Linked DNA regions of Homo sapiens: region 1 is linked to region 2. Evidence: read pairs that join two places in POLR2A ChIA-PET (ENCODE). Cell type or tissue: PC-3. All regions are shown on one strand. Each heading gives the region's core, and the rest is flanking DNA. Links, peaks and the distances in the headings are about the cores only. Region 1 overlaps ITPR1 (inositol 1,4,5-trisphosphate receptor type 1). Region 2 has its middle 42 kb from the start of BHLHE40-AS1.

Region 1 (2,898 bases), core at 399-2,898, 330 kb before region 2:
GTATGTATTGTAGGTTTTACAATGTGTAATATTAGTTTGTAGTACACATTTATATTACATTAAAATATATGACATATATCATATAATGTTTTTAGGTTATTTTGAAAAGCTAAAAACAGTCATGTGTCGCTTAGTGGTGGGGATATCTTTTGAGAAATGCGTTCTTCGGTGATTTCCTCATTGTGCAAACATCATACAGCGCACTTACACAAACCTAGATGGCACAGCTTGCTACACACCTCGGCTATATGGTACAGCCTCTTGCTTCCAGGCTACAAACATGCACAACATGTGACTGTCTCAGTACCGAAGGCAATTATAACACAATTGTATTTGTGTATGTAAACATGGAAAAGGTCCAGTAAAAATTGGGTATTATAATCTTATGGGTCACTGTTGTGTATGAGACCCATCATTGACCAAAATGTCATTAGTCAGTACCTGACCATACTCTTTGAAAAGTTCAAATATCAAAGACTGTAACGGGGTAAACCATGAAAAGTCTTATAATCTGTTTTCCCACCACCCTACAGAAAATAATTTATTATGTTCTTGTGTATTTTTCTAGAATTTTGCACATAAACGCATACAGTATATATACTTTACTTCCCCACCCCCTTTTTGTAAATGCAGAAGATGATACTCTAGGTATACTATTCTGTACCTTAACACTGTAACTTCTTTTCATATCAATTCATAAAAAGATGCCAGATGTTTTTTTACAGTTGCATAAAATGCCATTGTATAGATGTACTGTCACGGCCCTTTGTAAGTGTGGAACTAATTTATGATGTAATGAGATAATAATGAATAATTAATTGCTGTAATAAGAAAGCAATGAGATTGCATTCTTTTCACAGTCTTGGCCACAGTATGTTATCACACTTTTGGGTTCTCATATATCTGGCAGGTGAAAATGGTCATTTCAACATAGTTTTAATTTACAGTTCACTTGTTATGGATAAAGAAGGTAGAGTTATAACTAGTATTAGGGATGAGAGAAGCGTCGTGTTATAACAAGCATTAGTTTGTTTTTTACTCTTTTTTATTTGAAATACAACGGAAGTGCAAAAAAGTACATAAACTCAGTTGTATACTGCAAGAACGATAGAACGATTATAAAGAGAACAGCTTTGTAACTGCCACCCAGGTCAAGAAATATGCAAAAACCTCCCCCCATTCCCCTTTCCTGTCCTCACCTCCCCCAAGGGCTGTCTCCTGAGGGTAACCACAAGCTGATTTTTATGTAATCCTGCAGTTGCTTTTCTGTATACATCCCTCAACAATATAGTTTAGTTTTGTGAGGTTTTGGACTTCTTCTGTGTATCATTCCATGCCTTTTTAAGTTCAGTTCTGTGTTGTTAAGGTTGATCCACCCTGATATGTAGCTGCGTTCATTTCCTTTGCTTTGGAGCATTCCTTTCTATTGTGGCACCATGATAGGTTTTTCATTCTTCTACTGATGCTCATTTTAGTTGTTTCCAGCTTTTGGCTGTTAGGATTGTGCATACATCCTGGCCCACATGTGTACACTTCCGTCCAGGGTGTGTGGATAGTCAGAAGTGGAAGTGCTGGATCACAGGAGGTGCATTTCTTCAATTTGATGTGATACAGTCCAGTTGTTTTTAGCATGGTTGCTCCAGTTACCATTCCTCCTCCCAACCCTGCTAACATTTGCTATCATCAGATCCTTTATTATTTTTTTCAATTTGATGGTTGTATGATAGTATCGCATACCAGCTTAATTTTTAGAAGCTTCATGGAGATGTTTACAGATATGATTCACTTGTTTAAAGTGTACAATTGAGTGGTTTTTAATATATTTGCAGAGTTGTGCAATCACCATCACAATTTAGTTACTGAATATTTTCATCACCCCAAAAAGAAACCCCATGCCCATTAGCAGTCACTTCCCATTTCCTGCCAACCCCCCTAATCCTAGGCAACTGATTGTCTTTCTGAATATATGGATTTGCCTATTTGAGACATTTCATGGAATCATACACATGTGGTCTTTTATGACTGGATTTTGTCACCTACATGATTTTTCTCAAGGCTCACACAAGTTGTAGCATGTATCAGCACTTCGTTCCTTTATGTTGCTGAGTAATTTTCTATTCTATACATACACCACGTTTTGTGTGTCCATCAGTCAGTTGATGGTGATTTGGATTGTTTCCGCTTTTTGACTATTGTGAATAATGCTACTGTGCACACTTGTATACAGGATTTTGTATAGACACATGTTTTCATTAACCATAGTGGTTTTAATTTCTACGTCCTTGCTTCCTAATTGAAGTTGAGCCCCTTGCCGTGTGTTTTTTTTTTTTTTTTTTTGACATTTGATATTCCTTTAAGAAATATCTGATCCGGTTTTTTGCTTACCTTTTCTCTGGGGGTATCTATCATATAAGCACAGATCTAGGGGCATTCTTCATTGTTACACGCCTTGCAGATATCTTGTCCCAACTTGGGCCCATTTACCTCTTGAATGGTGCCTTTTTATGAACAGAAATTCTTAATTTCAAATAGTCAAACTTGTCCCTGTTCTGTGGTCAGAGGTTTTGCCTCATTCTTTACCTTGAGATCATGAAAATATTCTCTTCCAAAAGCTTTATGGTTTTGGATTTCATAATTGTGAATTTCAAATATCAGAAAATCATAGAAGTAAGACTTGGCAGTGGGGAATGGGATGACCATTTTCATCGGTCCTTGCTGTGAAGTTGAGGCAGCTAATGAGTTCCATACACACCAAGATGGTTTTTCAGAAAAGCTTCTTTCTATCTTGCAGGTTAAAATTGCATACATTAACTTCCTGAATCACTGCTATGTGGATACAGAGGTGGAAATGAAGGAGATTTATACCAGCAATCACATGTGGAAATTGTTTGAGAATTT
Region 2 (2,924 bases), core at 317-2,816:
GTGTGGAGAGAAAAGGGTGCCCCTGCCACTGCCCCACCTCAGTCAGAGCTGGCACATGAGTTAAACAGATTAGGAAAACTTCACGCAGAGACTGATGGGTACAGAGGCATGAATTGGAGTGGGAGGAATCCCAAGTACCTTGGTTTCCCCCTTCCCAGTGAGCTAGAACATGATCTTGGTCAAGCCGGAGTGCTGATGTAGGGGCCATGGCCGGGGGTTCCTCTAGGGGTGGCAGTCATGCTTATGAGGGTGAGTGCTTTAAAAATGACTAGAGCCCCAGTGTTTATCCTGTTATGATTCAGAAATACCACCTTGGACCAGGTAAGGACTTCAAAAAGAGGGGGAAAAAATGGGCCGGGTGCAGTGGCTCAAGCCTGTAATCCCACCACTTTGGGAGGCTGAGGCGGGCATATCATTTGAGGTCAGGAGTTCAAGACCAGCCTGGCCAACATGGTGAAACCCTGTCTCTACTAAAAATACAAAAATTAGCCAGTCACGGTGGAGGGCGCCTGTAATCCCAGCTGTTCGGGAGGCTGAGGCAGGAGAATCGCTTGAACATGGGAAGTGGAGGTTGCAGTGAGCTGAGATCGCGCCACTGCACTACAGCCTGGATGACGGAGTGAGTCCCTGTCCAAAAAAAAAGGGCAGGTGGGGGGAAGAAAGAGAAGGAAAAAAAGGAAGGAAGGAAAGAAAGAAGGAAGGAAGGGAAGGAAGGAAGGAGAAAGCTAGGACCTTTTGAAGTGCCCAAAGAAAGAAAAAGATGGAGGAAAGTAAGAAAAGAAGTGAGTGGAAGAACGGATGAAGGGAACTAGATTGATTGCATAGCTAATATGTTGTGGGCGTTTCACTGTTTCAGTATTTTTCCTTTTCCTCCTCTTCTGCCACTTTCTTCTTCTCCATGTCATGTCCATTTTTCAGGCATGGAGAGGGAAGGTCAGAGAGGCTGCCTTGAGTCAGAGCACCCTGGGTTGGAGTGTCCCTAGCTAGCTTAGTGACCTTGAGGAGGTCACTTAATCTGTCTGATCTTCAGCTTCCTCATCTATAAGAAGGAGAAAATAACTCTTTTGCAGAGCTGTGGAGTAACGAGATTAATATATGTAACACCTAGCACATGCCGAGCGCTCAAAACATGCTAGTTACCCGCACGGTTACTTTTAAGTAAGTTGCCCAAGGCCACACAGCTAATGAAGAGCCGACATTTTGACTCAGGCCTGTTGAGTCCAGAGCGCTCGTATTCCACCACATCAGACTGACTCACTAGGTAGTGACAAATCAGGAAAGTGCCACATAAACTATAAACCCTCTCTCCCACAGGCATACATTTGCACAGAGGGAGTGACACCCATTGTTTTTGCCTGCCCAGCAACCATTCCTTTTTATTCTGGAAACATCATCTTATGGCTTTAACACCATCTCCAGGTCTAGGGAGGAATATGTGACTCAAGCCAGGCTGGCCAGGGTTAATCCTGATATTTTTGTTGAGAAGAAAGATCTCTTTCTAATGAGGTTGTTAAGCTCACAAAAGGTAAGACTAGAGCTACTGGGACAATTCCTTGTCATCTTATAGGCAGGCAGAGCTGAAAGATTAAAAAAACAACAAATCTCTAACACTAGCATTTGGGCACCTGGAAACAGCTATGCCTGAAGCCATCAGCTGGATCTTTTTTTTCCCCCTGTAGCTAATTTGAATCCAGTTTCTGTCTTGCAACTAAGAGTCCTCACTGACTAATTTGAGGCTTGCCTGATACCGAGGCTCATGTACCTTAAACCATCCCAGATTGACTCAACAGTATAGAGCCTAAAGAGAAAAAAGGAAAAACAAATAAAGCAAATACTTTCTCTTTCTCATTTCCTTTCATCTTATATAGATATGGTACCTCTGCTAACAATTGCTGGATGAGTGTACAAACATGTCCAAGACAATCCCTTCACATTACTACTTGTTAATGATCTCATTACCTGCATAAACATCATGATTCTTTGTGTCAGTATCATAGTTGTCCGTATCAAACCTGTGTCAATTCCATGAAAATATATCAAGCTCCATTTCTGGTGCCCCTTTGAGAAAACTAGAGTTGGTGAGACATAAGTAAGAATATACATTTTTCTTTTTCTTTTTTTTTTTTTTGAGATGGAGTTTCCCTTTTGTCACCCACGCTGGAGTATAGTGGCACAATCTCGGCTCACTGCAACCTCTGCCTCCTGGGTTCAAGCGATTCTCCTGCTTCAGCCTCCTGAGTATCTGGGATTACAGGCCTGTGCCACCACACCTGGCTAATTTTGTATTTTTAGCAGAGACAGGGTTTCACCATGTTGGCCAGGCTGGTCTCGAACTCTTGACCTCAAGTGACCCACCCACTTTGGCCTCCCAAAGTGCTGGGATTACAGGCGTGAGGCACTGTGCCCGCCCGAGAATCTGTGTTTTTCACTCATAGTTTGGGATTGTTCTTGCAGCTGAATACCTCTGAAATAATAATCAATGAATATTTCATTCAATAAATATTTACTATCCTCTTCCGTGTGCCAGTCTCCTAAGTTGTCTTAGGATAATAATTATTATCCTAAATCATCCCATTACTTCTTAGATATTTAGCATTCCAACAAACAGAAAACGAGCTCTCTCCTCTCCCTTCCCAAGGGTTTATGTCTTTCATCTCCTCCTTGGCTATCCAGGTTTCGACCTCGGAGTTGGCTTTAGCTGCTGGAGCCTTCCTGAACCCATCTGTTGGGATATTGAGTCACTGAGTCATAAAGAGGAATGTTTCTCACTAAACATCACACCAGAACAGATAGACTTCCAGCTGAGCCAGCTGGTGACCTGGCCGCCCCTGAGTGGAGAAAATGGGAGACGTGGGAGTTGGAAGGCACACCACGCAGACGGTCACCTCATGGTGACGTCACCTGCCAAACCGGTGACTCACCTC

The links. ChIA-PET counts read pairs that join two places held together with the same protein. Peaks named below come from ENCODE experiments on the same cell type or tissue, not always from the same donor. Only the 100,000 strongest peaks of a DNase experiment are listed, where the experiment ranks them.
Region 1: POLR2A ChIA-PET joins it to region 2 with 10 read pairs; 2 of 35 experiments call an interaction of 5 or more read pairs at or near these places.

Annotation. Positions count from the first base shown.
Region 1 is chr3:4,694,356-4,697,253 of GRCh38, forward strand. ITPR1 (inositol 1,4,5-trisphosphate receptor type 1) reads left to right here. Exons shown (of 62, transcript NM_001378452.1): 34 at 2,792-2,898. Among named protein-coding and RNA genes, the nearest start is that of EGOT, 56 kb to the right of the region's middle. In PC-3, for the core only: no CTCF peak of the experiment used is centred there; a DNase peak (open chromatin) is centred at 1,786; H3K4me3 peaks cover 1,035 bases; H3K27ac peaks cover 2,096 bases.
Region 2 is chr3:5,020,631-5,023,554 of GRCh38, forward strand. No RefSeq gene overlaps it. Among named protein-coding and RNA genes, the nearest start is that of BHLHE40-AS1, 42 kb to the left of the region's middle. RefSeq lists a cis regulatory region at 1,199-1,397 and enhancers at 2,090-2,924, 2,737-2,924. In PC-3, for the core only: a CTCF peak has its summit at 1,411; DNase peaks (open chromatin) are centred at 1,281 and 1,751; H3K4me3 peaks cover 669 bases; H3K27ac peaks cover 2,500 bases.